Regions from separate parts of the Homo sapiens genome. Here region 1 is linked to region 2. Evidence: read pairs that join two places in POLR2A ChIA-PET (ENCODE). Cell type or tissue: HepG2. All regions are shown on one strand.

Region 1 (8,000 bases), 570 kb before region 2:
TATTCTAAATTTTTACTTAACTTAATTCAATGCTTTCTACTCATTTTTCTATACTTTTTTTTTTGAGGCAGAGTCTCATTCTGTTGCCCAGGCTGGAGTGCAGTGGCGTGATCTTGGCTCACTACAACCTCCACCTTCCAGGCTTAAGCGATTCTCATGCCTCATCCTCCCAAGTAGGTGGGATTACAGGTGCCCACCACCAAGCCCTGCAAATTTTTTTGTATTTTTAGTAGAGACAGTGTTTTGCCATGTTGGCCAGGCTGGTCTCGAACTCCTGACATCAGGTGATCCACCTGCCTCGGCCTCCCAAAGTGCTGGGATTACAGGTGTGAGCCACCACGCCCTGCCTACTCTTTGTTTTCTTTCCTCCCCACCCATTTTCCCCCGTCCTGTCCCCTCCTTCCAGCCTGAGATGTAGGCTCCACCTTAACTGTGCTCAGATACACAAGTGAGGGCTTTTTAACTTGATTATGCCTTTTAAAAATACTATGTATGTAAAATATTTATTCATCTGCAATTTGGCTTCCCTAACTTAACATTGCATCATGAAACTCTTTGGAACAACAGCTATCTAGATAGCTGACTCATTCTTTTGGATTGCTACGTAATCTCACTTAATACAGATGTATCATGATTGATTGAATCATTGCCTTGTTGATGGGCCTTCAGATTATTTCCAGTTTTTTGCCACTGCAAACAATAAACATCCTTGTACATACTACATTGCAGTCTGGTACTTCTGTTTCTGTGGAATAGATTCACACGTGCAAAATTTCTGGAACAAAGCCTGTGTGTAATTTAAATTTTACCAGCCATGACCGGGCTATGCTCGCACATAGCTGGAGCAAATCCTATTCCCACCAGCTGTTTACGGCATTAATTTGGAAGAGTTTCTGTCATTTAACTATGAGAAGCCACCTTTTCTACAAATGTTGCCTACACATCTTCTCTCTTTTGCAAACGGCACACCTAAAGCTCTCTAAAACTTTCGGCCATGAGGACCATTTGAAAATCCTCCTAAAACTGTTAGCAATTCTCATTCTAAACCTGGTCCTTGGCCCAAAACATCTGCATGAGAAGCCTGGAAAACAGGCAGTGAGTGTGTAGGCTTCCAACTCAGAGGGTGGTGTGTCTGCACAGCTCCACACACCCCAGCAACTGGGAAGGCTTGAGGTGAGGTTATGCCCTGGCCTTTTTACTGACTTTTACTAAAATTACACATGCAAGTATTTGCATTCCAGCCAGAATACCCTCTAGATCCAAAAGCTCAAAAGGAGCAGAGAATTGAGAACACTATTAAAGTAGCCCATGCTGTTCCTCCCCTCCAGGCTCTGGCAGACAACCAGCATTTCCCTGGTGCCCCTCACACCCTACCTTGCTTAGGATATGCCTGACAATGTCTAGAAACTTCACCCTCTGGTCCTAATAGGGTGTCCCAGGCAGTGACCTTAAGTTTGTCTTGAGCCGCCCACACGCTCTACCTCAAGTTTTCTGACAACAAGTGACTGGATTGGGGTGGTGGCTGATTGGGTCAAGGACCCCAGGCCCTACATCGTACCTATGGTGTGGTCACATCTTTTTCCTGCACCCAAGACTTTTTTGTCATGGCTGTAGATGGATGGACACGTGCACCCTAAGCTGTCTCTGTGTTGCTGCATGACACATCCTGAGTCTACCAGAGTCTCTACTGAAATGTGACAGCAGGGCCCATGTGCCTTCATGTAACCAGCACTGTCACAGACCACACCTGCCAGGCGAGTGATCAAGACTTACACAGACATGGCATCATGACCAGTTTCAGTTTTTCTGGCTCAGACACCACTCTGTTGAGGAACAGACTTCTTGGTGAGCCTGGCTCAGGCCAGAGGCTAAGAGTTTGCTGTCTCCCCAGAGGCCACGAGTCAGAGAAGAGCGAGGGCTTCCTCTTCCCTTATCCTCAGTGCTGGCAGAAGACCCCATTTCAGTGGGCACCCAGCTTCCCCAGTGGAAGAAAAAGGAGCCCAACCCTCATGCCTCTGGGAATGCATCCCTACAAAATGGGAATAACTCAGATATTCCCTGCAAAATGAGACTAAAATACTATGACTTTGAGAAATCTCAAAGCACATTCCAGATCATCCAAAGACTGCCCCGGAAAAACAGACTCAGCTTTGGCAAATGGGAGCCTTCCCCTGGGCCCGTGGCTTTAGGGAGCCTCACTTTGGAGCAGGAGCATGCACGGGGAAGCGACCGAGATTCCACCCCCAGAGCACTAAAGCCCCGAGGCCTCCCTCCCACAGTGAGCCCCAGACCCCAAACAGAGGGTGGAGAATGTGCTCCTCTGGCATTGGATGAGAGGCCTTAGACTGAAATGAGCCCCATGCACTGACCATGCCCCTTCTAAAGGGATCTTCCTGGTCAGCACAAAGCTGACCCCCCAAAAGAGCTCATCCTCCAATACTCAAGTGTCATCCCTGTTCCCTGGACTGAACTGTAATGGGCACACAAATTCCCTGGAATCTTGGTGAAATGTACCTTCTGCTTCAGCAGGTTTGGGGTGGACCAGATTGTACGTTCCTTTTCTTTTCTTTTTTCTTTTTTTTTTTTTTTGAGTCAGAGTTTCAGTCTTGTTGCCCAGGCTGGAGTGCAATGGTGTCATCTCGGCTCACCACAACCTCTGCCTCCCAGATTCAAGCGATTCTACTGCCCCAGCCTCCTGAGTAGCTGGGATTATAGGCATGCACCACCACGCCAGGCTAATTTTGTATTTTTAGTAGAGACAGGGGTCTGTCCATGTTGGTCAGCCTAGTCTCGAACTCCGGACCTCAGGTGACCCGCCTGCCTCGGCCTCCCAAAGGCTGGGATCACAGGCGTGAGCCACCCCGCTGAGTCCCAGATTCTACATTTCTAGCAAGTGTCACTGCCTCCTCCAAGATGCCCTGTACCCTAAACTGAACTTCATCCCTCCATCCGCCCCTCCCGCCCTCCCATCCGTCCTGGGGATTCCCAGATCTTGTTTTAATGCAAACCCTTTTGTGAGAAAGCATTGCTTTCTTAAACAATGCAAATTGTTTTGACTCCAACAGGTTTGGCTATAATCTGTCGAAGGAAATTGGCAGAAGGCCAGAGAGGAACTAGAGGAAGCTGGAAGCAGGCAGTTCAAGGCCACATGAACTCACACAGCTGCCCTCCCTTGATGGTGGGAGGTGGGTGGTGGGGAGGGAGAGGGGAGGTACTGGTTGCGGGGAGGAGACCTTCCATACACCCCGTGTCCAAGGGAGAATTACATGCACAGGCTTATCAGAGGTGACACCAGCATCCAGCAGGGAAGGGTGTTTTGCAACCAGGGGCTCCATGCTCAAAAAAATAACATTCAGCACCAAGGAGAGGGATTTTCAAGAACGAAGCAGAGGGTAAGGTGCAGGCAGGGTCCCGGCTAGGTGCAAGCCATGTCGGTTGTGGTGTGCTGGAATTTCGAAATCTGTAATTAAGATTCTAATTTTTTTAATTGGCTGTTTTGGTTCGGGGCTACTTAGCAATCAAGAACAAAATGGAGGCGCTTATGACGTCTCTTAAATATCGTTTATTCCTGTCGTGCCCAAGCCAAATCATGTCATCACCTCTGATTTCCTGGGGCAAACAAATAGAGGAAGCAGGAAGCAAAGGGCTGGTGGGTTTTCCTTAGCTTTGGGCCCACTTGGGATAGCCAAACAGTGGAAGCCTCCACCCAAAGTTAACGGGCTTTCTAGGCTCATTTGCACAAGAGCAGACTCCAAGAAGTTTCTTCTGGAATTTCAAATGTGATGTGGTCTGCAAATCTGCTCCCTGTCAGCTAAGAAGATGTTGACCTGTGCAGATGGCTGTTTCCAGAAGTCGAGCTGTCAGACTCTTTCCAAGGGCAGGACCCAGGCCTCCCCCATCTGTCTGTGGAGCCCTCATAAGCAGCATCCTGCCTTAGAGATGGGTTTTACTTAGAATTACAGAACATTTTTCCTCTGGGCATTATCTCAGCTCCTAACTTATGTTTAACATTTGAGCCAATGTCCTTCTTTGCCTCATCTTGGGCATTTTGTGGATTTGTTCATGCTTCCACTCGACAAACATGCATTCAATTCCTGCCATGAGTCTGTCTGCTCCGTGCGGGAGCTGTAATGGTGGGCAACAGAGGCAACGTGCCTGCTGTTAGGTGTTTTGTTCTGGTGGCACACGCATGCATGTATAACCAGAGGTGTGCTAGTGTACCAGCTCTATGCCCGAGTAGGGGTGAGGGAGCCCTAATTTGTACTATTTGCCAATTTCTATGATGTAAATGGTGACCCAGCCAATTTCAAGTTACCCACACTCACTGAATGTGGAGTTAATAGAGATGTGTATGTTCATCTCTCAGAAGCCTGTTTGACCTGCTCCAGCACAATTAATTTAATTTAACTGTTTACTTTGTAACCTTTACACATATTAATTCACTCCTATAAACAATATCATAGCTCTTCCAAATCAGAGCTGAAGTCATCTCAACCGGGAGGCTATTGATGGATTGGCGATGGTCCTCCAGGTCGCTCTCCCTTCCATGCAGACACCTAGGTGAAAGCCAAGCCCCAGGTAGGCACAGGAAGAGCCGAGGCCAGAGCGGAAGAGAAATGGCACATGGAGCTGCCACTGGAGTTGAGGATTATTTAGCAGTAAATCTTTTTTGATTTTCTATTGCATGCCTGGCAGTCCACTGGAATCTGCAGATGCCACAATGAATGAGTCACTGCCACTGCCTTCAAGGTGCTCACAGTCTGATGCAGAAAGGATAATGGCCATGCAGTATGGGGAAGTGTTGTGTTAGACATGGGAATTAGCAAGAAAGGTTTGCTAGAGAAGGGAAGTCTGAAAGGATGGATGGAGGCATCCAGGTGGAGAAGATGGGAAAGATGTAGAATCACTGCAAAAAAGAAAACAAGACTATGCTGCATTCAAGGAGCTGCAAGCGGTCCAGTACAGTGGGGATGTGGGCACGGATGGAGGAGAGCGACAAGATGAGGCCAGAGAATGAAAGGAGCAAGATCTGCAAAGATCCCTCTGGCTTGCCGTATGTTCTCTTGGGAAGCACTTCGCAAACCATAACGGGCACACAAATTCCCTGGGATCTTGGCAAAATGCAGCTTCTGCTTCGTCAGGTTTGGGATGGACCAGATTCTACATTTCTAACAAGCTCCCTGGTTATGTTGATGCTGCTGGTCCATGGACTATCGTTTGTATAGTAAGGGTGTAACGAAGAGGAGGGCACTGAAGGGTGTTAGGAAGGTGGATTCCACGATCAGGCTTGCATTTCTAAAGATGACTCTAGGTGCTGGGGGCAGGATGGGCTGCAGGCAGCCACAGCTGCAGGAGCAATGGAAGAGAAAAAGAAGGTTAAGAGTTAAGTCTAGGTTAGGTGCGGTGGCTCATGCCTCTTATCCAAACACTTTGGGAGGCTAAGACGGAAGGACCACTTTACCCAGCAGTTCGAGACCAGCCTGGGCAACATGGCGAGACCCTGTCTCTACAAGAAATAAAAACTCAGCCAGGCGTGGTGATATGCACCTGTAGTCCCAGCTACTTGGAAAGCTGAAATGGGAGGATCGCTTGAGCCCAGGAGGTCAAGGCTGCAGTGAGCCATGATCCTGCTGTTGCACTCCAGCCTGGGCAACAGAGCAAGACCCTTCTCAAAAAAAAAAGAATGAGTTAAATCTGGCATGTTGATGAGCTTGAGGGATCCCATTTGGGTTCCGCTTTTTGTCAGGCTTCTTGTCCTCACCACCTGTCTCACTTGTTTCTCCTCCCAAGGTGGATGTGGAGCCCCCAGGATTCTTCCTACTCCAGGACATCTTCTCAGGCCTCTGTGTGCCAGCTTGTGCAGCATGACTTGGCTTTACAGAATTGGGCAAAGTCATGCTTAATGTCACTCAGTCCTGTTCCAGAGTGAAGTCATTTATTTTAGGGGAAGATCTATTTCAGTAGCTTTATTTTTTTATGTAGTAATTTTTATTGTTTTTCCTTTTCAATAAAATAAATACTTGCTATGCAGTTTCTCCTGAAATTATAAATTAACTGTTCAGGGTTAGCAAAGCATGAGTTATTCTATTGAATCTATAAAACATTCAGCTTTAAAAGAAACAGATATATATTTTTTTCTCATTACACATTATTATATAACCTTTAAGGATAATAAAGCTGTGTTCAGATTTAAAATTTGAGAAATCTAGCTATACCAAGTTTTTAAAAGTGCATTAATCAAGGCTAAATTTTAAATATTGATATATACATATTTCATAATCTGAATCTGTTTAACATGAACACTAGCCTTTCTTTCTGTTATTTTTTTTTTTTCCCTACAAGATGGCTTGACTTTGCAGAACAGTGGTTCTCAACTACTGGTGACTTTGCCTCCCTGGGAATATTTGGAAATATCTGATGTAATTTTTGTTGTCATCGGGGCGGAGGAGATAATGGCATTCACTGAGTAGAACCTAAGGATGCTGCTAAACATCCTACAATGCATAGAATGGAACCCCATAACAAAGGAATATGCAGCCCAAATGTCAACCATGCCAAGGTTAAGAAACCCTGTTGTAAAGTGCAACTCAATTCCCATTTTATGAATAGCCTCTCTGTTCAATGTAATTCTGAAAACACAGACTTGACTAATTTGCATATACTGCTTAAAAGAATGTTTAACCTAACCAATGTCATTACCAAAAGCAATGGTTGACTTTAAGTATCAAGTGATACTTCCAGAATGATTAAACCACAAAGTCAGCTTAGAAAGATAGAAATTGGGACATATTATTTATATACCATTTAATTGTTCTTGAATCTGCTCTACCAGTCTAATCTATTAATATGGAAAGTTAATTAGAACTGTTTTGAGTTAGCTAAGCACATAGTTTCCTTTGAACACTTTTCTGAACTATGACAAAAATTAAATTATATATAAAGCACCTGGGAAATAGAAAAGCACTCTACAAATGTTCTCAAAATGTTTGTTGCAACATGTGAAAAGTGAAGAGCTTTACCTACTTGTCCAAACTTGTCATGAACATGTGTTTGGACAGTTAAATTAGTTTTTATTTGTTCTCTCTTTTTTACAATGATCTCTTATACATGACTTTTACAAATATCAGTGCATATATATAGTATGTGTGATACAAGAGAAAGCAAATGTGTTTTTCACACATGTAAAGTATCAAGATGGCATATGAGTATTCTAATTGGGAGCCAACTTTTTTTCAAATTATTCTAAGTTTTGGGGGTTTTATGGTTTTTTGTTTGTTTGTTTTTTATTTTTTGAGACGGAGTCTCACTCTGTCGCCCAGGCTGGAGTTGCAGTGGCATGACCTTGGCTCATAGCAACCTCCGTCTCTCGGGTTCAAGCAATTCTCCTGCCTCAGCCTCCCAAGTAGCTGGGATTACAGGCACCCGCCACCATGCCTGGCTAATTTTTTGTATTTTTAGAGAGACAGGGTTTCACCATGTTGGCCAGGTTGGTCTCGATCTCCTGACCTCAGGTGATCCACCCACCTCGGCCTCCCAAAGTGCTGGGATTATAGTCATGAGCCGCCATGGCCAGTCTTTTTTTTTTTGACAGGATCTCATTCTATCATCCAGGCTGGAGTGCAGTGGCATGATCATGGTTCAATGTAGCCTCGACCTCCCAGGATCAAGCGATCTTCCCGCGTCAGCCTCCTGACTAACTGGGACCACAGACATGCACCACCATGCCCAGATAATTTTTTGTATTTTTAGTAAAGACAGGGTTTCACCATGTTGCCCAGGTTGGTCTCGACCTCCTGGGCTCAAGCGATCCGCCTGCCCCAGCCTTCCAAATTACTGGGATTACAAGGCGTGAGCCACTGTGCCCAGCCTATTCTAAGGTTAAGTAGAGAAAGTTTTCAGTACTTTATTAATCATTTATCTCCACATCCACATCCTATATATTTTTCATGGTCAATAAACTGATTCAAATGACTTAAGTTATCCCACCATTTAAAGAGAAA
Region 2 (8,000 bases):
CATGGACTGGAACTAGAGATTCTTAATATTCATTATATTCTTTAAAGTTATCCAAACTTTAGATGGGCTAAAATCTATCCTTTTCTTAGAGAGTCCTTAACTCTTCACCTAATAACATTTTCATTTCTTTCTTTACTTTCAAAACCAGCACCAGCTTCCATTCCGAGAAAACCCTTGGCTTTCTTTGAGGGGCATATTCCCCCACAAAGGAATATAGTTTTTTATTATTTCATGAGAGCATGAAATACAATATTGAGTAAAGAACAAGAAAGCCTCATTGAAATGGGGCTGCTTTGTTGTTGGGTAGGCTTAGCTGCTGGGGTGCAAGATGGAAACTTACACTTCGCAAAATAACGAATGACCGACCACATCATGGATCTTTGAGATTGCTCACAAAGTCACAAATAGCAAAGCTGCTGATATAAAGGGCTACCATATGTTATATCAATGACACGTCTCTGTACTGTCCACAGTGAGGACATACCAACTTCTTTTTGTTTCAAGCACCATTCTAGAAGGACTGAATCTAGAAGGACTGAATTCCTGTGTGACAATTCCAGTTTCTATCATACATCTCCAGAGTGACAGCTTTTCTTCCTCTTTTCTCCCTAATCCAGTCCCCAGTCTCCGGCTGCCTCTCATCATAATTATGTGTAATGTTGGCTGACGCTATACTTGGATGTACAGGGAAACTGTACCTTCTTGATTTTTCTACCATTGATTGAATCTTCAGGAGCCCCCATCTCATGGGAGGTGGGGAAGCTATTCATGATATACAGTCTTTTTGAATGTACATAGACTCCCTTCAGTTGAAATCATTCATTTCTGGACATGTGAAATCTTTTGGGTTTCAGTCCCTGCCCTTGCTACTTTCTAATATGGTTGAGCTTCCAGGGACTGCATGTTGGAGGAGGGGAGGAGGAAGATCAGAATCATATACTGTTCTAGAATTCTGGATCCTTGCTGGCTCTGCTGCAGGATGGATTTCAGGATGGATTGCTGAGGAATAATGTGCCCCATCTGGTCTTTTGGAGTCTGTGGTCCTGGCCACTTGTCCTTGATAGCAAAGGCACCACACATAATGATCACTTTGACCTTACTCTGGGCCTCTGCCCATCTGCCACCCCTAAGTAGGGCATACAGGAATTTATGGATCCCTGCACCTCACCGTTTGCTGTGGCATATTAGGGCATTGGTCAGACTCCTCCATCTCCCTGCCTCCTCCCGTGGCTGCATCACCATTTCTCTAGAACACCTGCAGGGCTCCTCTTAGAGGTCTGGGGCCTTCCTCAGTGAGCCCAGGGAAGCATCCCATTGCTGCCTTCCTGCCCCATGATCTCAGGCTTCTCTACACTTAGATGTTTCTATAGCTTCCCCACCTCCACCACCTAGATTTAGCTCCTGAAGGAGAAAGCAAGGACAAATGCATTCAGCCTTCAAGTATTTTCTGTTTCTTTCTTTTCCACCATCCACTGAGGCTAGAAGGGATGGGCTCTGTTTTCTTCTTCCTCTATCGAAAGGACTTCCTCTACATCATAGCCTCCTTTGGAGGGCCATTAAGCTTCCTGGTTCAGTGTTAATGGTGGAAGAGCATCTTCTCTTACATGATGGAAGAAACTCTGTGATTTGAGTTGACCAGGTATGATAGGAAGTCCAAGATGACTAGGGACTTGAGACCACAGGAGATAAAAATACCCTGGTTTGATAATCCCAAAACATATCCACTACATGTGACACAATGTTCTGAATTCATCTAGGAGAAATTCTGTTCCTGGAAGTAATCATTTCAAACATAACAAAATAACTATTACAAATAACAAAAATAACTATTGTCTGCTTATGATATGCTAGGCATTTTCTAAGATAATTTAATCCACATGCAATCCTATGATGTCAGTGCTATTACGATTCCTATTTTACACATGAGGAAGTAAGGTCTGGATAGGAGGTAAAGAATCTGTTCAAGTTCACATGGTTAAATAAAGAATTATTATTTGACCACAATTCTGGCTGGCTGGGACCCCAGGCCCTTCCATCCTGCCTGTCCCCACCCCTCTTTCTTCATTCAGCTCATCAGCCTCTTTCTTCATTCAGCTCATCAGCTGCCCAGTCGGCTCTCCCCTAAACACTCTGAATCTGATGTGCCTGTCGAACCAAGCTACGTGCTGTTCCACTTACAGTCCGTCTAATTTTCCCTCCTCTAGGTCTTTGTTGCTTCTGTTCCCTTTTCCCGGGGTACCCTCCTGTCACCATTCCCCATGGCCCCAAACCTTCTCTGATCCCCACAGCCAGAAGGTATTTGTGTCTAAATTCACTCTATCTTTGCAGTGTCTCTCCAGTGTCTCAACTTTCACGTGGAATTAGTCACACATTATCTCGGGAACCACCTTGAGATTCAGGCTTGCATCTCCATCCTCTTTGTTTCTCCACAGCATCTGGGGCAGAAGCTGCATGAGTGAGTAGAAGACCCTTTTCTCTGCACACTGGGCCATGCCTGCAGCAGAGTTTAGCAAAGGCTTATGTTAGGACCTTGCCTAGGAGCTGGTTCCAGAGCTGGGAATCCGAGGTTGGCATGAAGTGAGACTCCAGAGACTAATTCTTTCGTCTCAGTCTGTGACTCACATGTGGAAATTCAGTCTAAGAAGTCACCAAAGGGATACAACGACCTTGAGTCTGCATGGCTTTCTGTTCTAAGGGCATCTCTGGGTTTCCTCCCTGCTTCTTGGAGGCAAAGCCTTCTGCCTATTTCCCTATTTAGTGATAACTTTTTCTAAGTTCCAGTAAAACAACCCCCGCTCCTCAATTTGTTTTATCTGAAGAAAGTGCCAAACCCATTATTGGAAAATGAAAAATATTGTCCTGTTTCATGAGCTCTTTGAACATCTGTATAGTAGTACATGGTTCAAGATTTCAAGATTGTTTATTTCCTTCTTTTTAGATACAGGGTCTCACTCTGTTGTTCAGGCTGGAATGCAGTGGTGTGATTATAGCTCATTACAGGCTCGAAATCCTGGGCAAGCAATCCTCTCACCTCAGCCTTTTGAGTAGTTAGAGCTAGAGGTATGTGTCACTATACCTGGCTAATTTTTTCATTTTTTTATTTGTAGAGATCAGGTCTTGCTATGTTGCCAAGGTTCCTGGCCTCAAGCGATTCTCCTGCCTCAGCCTCCCAAAGTGCTGGGATTATAGGTGTGAGCTACCATGCCCCACCTCAAGATTTATTATTGTTATTGATATTGCATTTGAAGTTATTGGCATGACCCATAGCCTAATGATAAAGGGACTCAACAGTAAAACATTGAAGGCAGATGGATCTAGAGAGCCTCTGAGGCAGTCATTTGCAGGATCAGGGTAGGGATCTTTGCCAATTAATGTGGTCATATTCCTACCATTGGAGGAGTCAGATTAAATTGTGCTTGAAGGAAATAAAGACATTTACTATGGGAATCCAGGCTGCCTTGCTAATGAATTGCTCCATGTAGCAGCGAGGTTTCTCCCAGCCGAGGGCTGAAAGTGAAGACCTTGCTTAGCAAAAGGTATGTTGATTAAATAAATGTGTTCCTCACATAGTAGTTCCGCCACTGGACACTCAGGGTTTCTGTATCCATGTCCTAGGGTACAGCTATCCAAACTTCTGCCAGGAAAGAAACAGATAAAAGTTGTGTTTGTGCTGCTATTTAGTGGGGCATGAGGCTGGGTGTGGTGGCTCATGCCTATAATCCCAGCAATTTGGGAGGCCAAGGCAGGTGGATCACTTGAGGTCAGGAGTTTGAGACCAGCTTGGCCAACATGGTGAAACCCCGCCTCTACTAAAAATACAAAAATTAGCTAGGCGTGATGGTGTATGCCTGTAATACCAGCTACTAGGAAGCCTGAGGCAGGAGAATCTCTTGAACCCAGGAGGCTGAGGTTGCAGTGAGTCAAGATCGTGCCGCTGCACTCCAGCCCAGGTGACAGAGCGAGACTTCATCTCAAAAAAAAAAAGGGCGCCAAACATCTACTGTGTACCCACAAAAATTAAAATTATAAAAAGACGGCATCAGCAATCCCAGGAGGTGATGTGTCCCTGGTTGGTGTACCTCAGGAGTTGCTGCATTTGCCTCACATCACCATGTGAGATAAAGTAGCAAATGTAAGAAGCCACGTGTGCTCATTTCTGTTTGCCAGCAAAATTTCACAAAGCTTCTTGCCTGAGTCACTATATTTCTCGAAAGATGAATGATCCTAGCCCTTGCCTTTTTCTGCACGTAAGATAACATCTGACAGGGTTAATGATTATGCTTCTGTAATTATAACCAGATGTACTCTTGCACCCAAGCTTTGATGTGATTGTACACGTGCTAAACCTTCATCACCCGCATATAAACTGTGAACTAAAACATAGCTTTGGAGGTGTCTGACAGAACCTCTCTGAAAGACTCCTCTTGGGCTATAGTCCTCAGTCAGACTTCTGAATAAAACCAACTTGAACTCTTTAAAAGTTTGATGTTTATTTCTTTAGAAGGCATTTGGCTGCTAGGAGACACAAAGCACAACCACAGCTAAGTCAGCCAGCAGTGGCTTGGGTGAAGACTGCACGTTGTGTTGTGGGTGGCCCTGTACTTGCCTTGTTTTGGAGTGCGAGCAAACCCCCTCCCCTCCACCTGCTTTTCCTGGGGCCGGGTTACCTCTCAGCACAACCTGCTTTCCCATTTGGCTCCTGAATCACTTGCAAACAGCTCCATGTGCATTCGAGTCTAATGCGTTAAGAGCCCCTCCACGCCCATTTATCTCAATAGGAGAAAAGAAAGGCAGGAGCACTAGGATGATTCTGGGGTGATTCTCTCTGGTTTCCCTGGAATCCTGGAGTCTCAATTATGGTCCCTTGGATTGGATGTGCTCTTGGCCTGCCAGAGGGAGGAACAGTATCTTTTCTGCAGTTTAAGATTCTGCCGGGAGGCCAGAAACCAGCTGAGGGTCCACTCCTTAGGAGTCAGGAGTGCAGTCCCCGAGTGCAGTTCGCTGCATCAGAGTGAAAATCTTGGGGCAATATCTTGGCTCCAGCAAGCATTAGCTGTACCCTTAAGCAAGGCATTTCCTTTTGAAACTCCGATCTCCTCACCTAAGAAAGGAGTGAGTTGAATTATATGCCCCTATAAGGCCTTTCCTGGTCTGTGGTCTGTGGTGTGTGTGTGTGTGTGTGTGTGTGTGTGTGTGTGTGCGCGCGCGCGTGTGTGTGTGTGCGCATGCGCGCGCACCCATCCTCTTGAGCCAAAGGAGAGACAGCTGTTAAATTGGAAGGATATGTTTCAAAGCCATCATTTTTCCTGTAGAAATAGAACTCACTTTAAGTTTTCTAATTACCTCCTACATGTCACATTCTTTCTTCCTCTTTAAGTCTGGATTGCTTCTCATGACTGAGGGCCTGAAGCCATCTTTTGATTTCTTCAATCTGTAAAGCAACTTATTTTAAATTTTGAATGCTGATAGAAAAGGCTTTAATAGCTTCATTACAGAGCCATCTTTTTTCTTATTCTGGCTGAGGAAATGGATCTGTTTTGCTAAATGAGATTAATTTTTCAATGTATATAATAATAGGCATAAATGTGTACATCTTAGCATATTAAAAGTGTCTTAAGCTTACCATTAATTAGTCTTGAGAAGAAAAGACTAAATACAAGTGTAATGAATTTATTACCAGTTGGAGGGATGAATAGTCACGGTGCAATCAGCAGCTTTCATTGGAACAAACAAGACTGTTTTAGAATGAAGGCATCGCATCAGTCCAGGACCGTGATTCCTTGCTTATTTGCATGCATGAATACACTCCGGGGCCATTAGCTTGAAGGACATAACCGAGAGGAGGCTGATTGATGCTATGAGCTACCACTGTTCTAAAAATGCCTTCAATAAGTTCCTTCTCTGTTTCAAGGTGGGACTGTTTAGGTAGCTATTACTTCACTCATATCTAAATATACTAACATGCTTAAAAGATCAGCAGAGAAAGCACTTGAAACCTGTGACTAAATTCCACATGTTAATTATTTAATTGGATAACAACATTACACTTTAATCACTGGAAAATCACAAATACACACTGATATTTACAAAAGTTTTTTCAGTTAAATTTCAATGAAAGGAAGTTGGTATATTCTAGGACAAAAAGGAACAGGGTGATGAATCCTGCTGACAGACTTGACTGGTACATGGTCCATTCCTAAAGAATCTCCTGATTCGGCTAAGAGCCAGGATAGAATAATAAATAAAAATACAATTATTATATTTATAGAAATGTACATAACCTAAAATTGTTACTTGCTTGGCTTTGAAATGCATTATTACACAATGCATTTCAAAGCCAAGCAAGTAAGAATTTTTGTAAATCAGAATTAACAGTTTTGCTTAGGCTAATATTATAGTGTGTTTGCATTTTCTTTTATTTTCCTTTTGAGATGGAATCTTGCTCTATCACCCAGGCTGGAGTGCAGTGGTGTGATCTCAATTCACTGCAACCTCTGCCTCTGGGGTTCAAGCAATTCTCATGCCTCAGCCTCCTGAGGAGCTGGGACCACAGGCATGTGCCACCACGCCAGCTAATTTCTGTATTTTTCTAGAGATGGGGTTTTTGGCCATGTTGGCCAGGCTGGTCTTGAACTCCTGACCTCAGGTGATCTGCCCATCTTGGCCTCCCGAAGTGCTGGGATTACAGATGTGAGCCACCATGCCGGCCTGCATTTTCTGAGAGTACAATGATTGGGCTGAAGGTGAGTCTGCTGGGTGGTGATAGAAAGAAATATTGGTTGAAACTTCAGTCAGAGAAACAAATCAACAAATAATAGAAACAATCAAACAAGCAAACAATTAATTCCTTGTCTATAAAAAATTAGGAATTGGTCAAATATGGTTGGGTCAGTCCCAAACCAGGTACCATTTGCATAGCTACCACATCAAAATGAATCAAGAAGAAATGAAGACGTGTACCTACAGTTACCACAAATGTATAATACAAACAGATTCAGAAGTGATATTTATGCAGCACTAGGGTGCTATTTTGCAACATGCAGGGAGGACTGTCAACACTTCTAAGACCGCAGGGATGCTGAGAGTCTTGGGGTCACTGAGAATCTGAGGTTAAATTTCCCAGATTATAACCAAGAACAGGGATCCCTTTTTGGCCCACTGTAGACAAGGTACACTGTGAAGTCTTCAGGAGTCTTTCATCCAAAGAACAGGGATGAAAAAGTGTGGGTATTTCTCTAATAAATCACAGTGGATGGGGTTTCCAAATAAACTCCCTCCAAATAAACTGTTCAATATCACTTCTCCATTCTTATCGTGTGCACAGTTGAAAAGCACATTCACAAACCATGGCCTCAATGGGCTCTCCCAACAGTCTTGCAAGGTATGAAGAGCGGATATTTTCATCATCGCCATTTCATTAAAGCAAAACTGAGACACAGAGAGAAAACATCATGAATTTAGGACTTGAGTCTTAGAGTTAGGACCTGAACCCAGGTCTTTGGATTCTAGGTAGAGTTCCTTTTGTAAAAGAGGGAGTGTTCTAGAAAGTGGTCCAGTCCTTAGCAAAATGCCCACAGAGATTATGTTCATTGCCAGTGGCAACCTCCACTTTTTTCTCTGTCCTCTTTCCCCCTGACCCCAGAGCCACTGAAATCCTTTGCACTGAGGAGGCAAAAATTGACACCTCAGGATTACCCATCTCCACCCAAATAAAATGATAAGCTTTCAAGCATCAGTGGGAAAGTGATTTTTAGGTTCTTTCCTTTGAAATTACACCATTGTGGATAACCACATAAGGCTGGGCTGACTATAAGAATTTTTTTTTTCTTGAAGCCAAAATCCTAGAGAATGCCCTGGGAGGCAGTAGGAGGTGGGTGGGAAAGTTCAGTATGATGGCTGTAACACACCTCCCATGATGCTGTAAACCACGCACTGACAAACTTATCGTTACATTTCCATTGTGTCTAAGAGTCTTCTTCTATAGCCGTTGGTTGTTGTTG

The links. ChIA-PET counts read pairs that join two places held together with the same protein. Peaks named below come from ENCODE experiments on the same cell type or tissue, not always from the same donor. Only the 100,000 strongest peaks of a DNase experiment are listed, where the experiment ranks them.
Region 1: POLR2A ChIA-PET joins it to region 2 with 5 read pairs; 1 of 35 experiments calls an interaction of 5 or more read pairs at or near these places.

What each region holds. Positions count from the first base shown.
Region 1 is chr20:4,727,740-4,735,739 of GRCh38, forward strand. It overlaps PRND (prion like protein doppel), which reads left to right. Exons shown (of 2, transcript NM_012409.4): 2 at 1-721. PRNT (prion locus lncRNA, testis expressed) reads right to left here. Exons shown (of 2, transcript NR_024269.1): 2 at 3,543-5,346. It also overlaps the pseudogene IDI1P3. Among named protein-coding and RNA genes, the nearest start is that of PRNT, 8.9 kb to the right of the region's middle. RefSeq lists an enhancer at 1,768-1,877. In HepG2, no CTCF peak of the experiment used is centred here; a DNase peak (open chromatin) is centred at 3,222; H3K27me3 peaks cover 1,560 bases.
Region 2 is chr20:5,293,215-5,301,214 of GRCh38, forward strand. PROKR2 (prokineticin receptor 2) reads right to left here. Exons shown (of 3, transcript NM_144773.4): 3 at 6,004-8,000. Among named protein-coding and RNA genes, the nearest start is that of PROKR2, 20 kb to the right of the region's middle. In HepG2, no CTCF peak of the experiment used is centred here; a DNase peak (open chromatin) is centred at 4,257; H3K27me3 peaks cover 1,160 bases.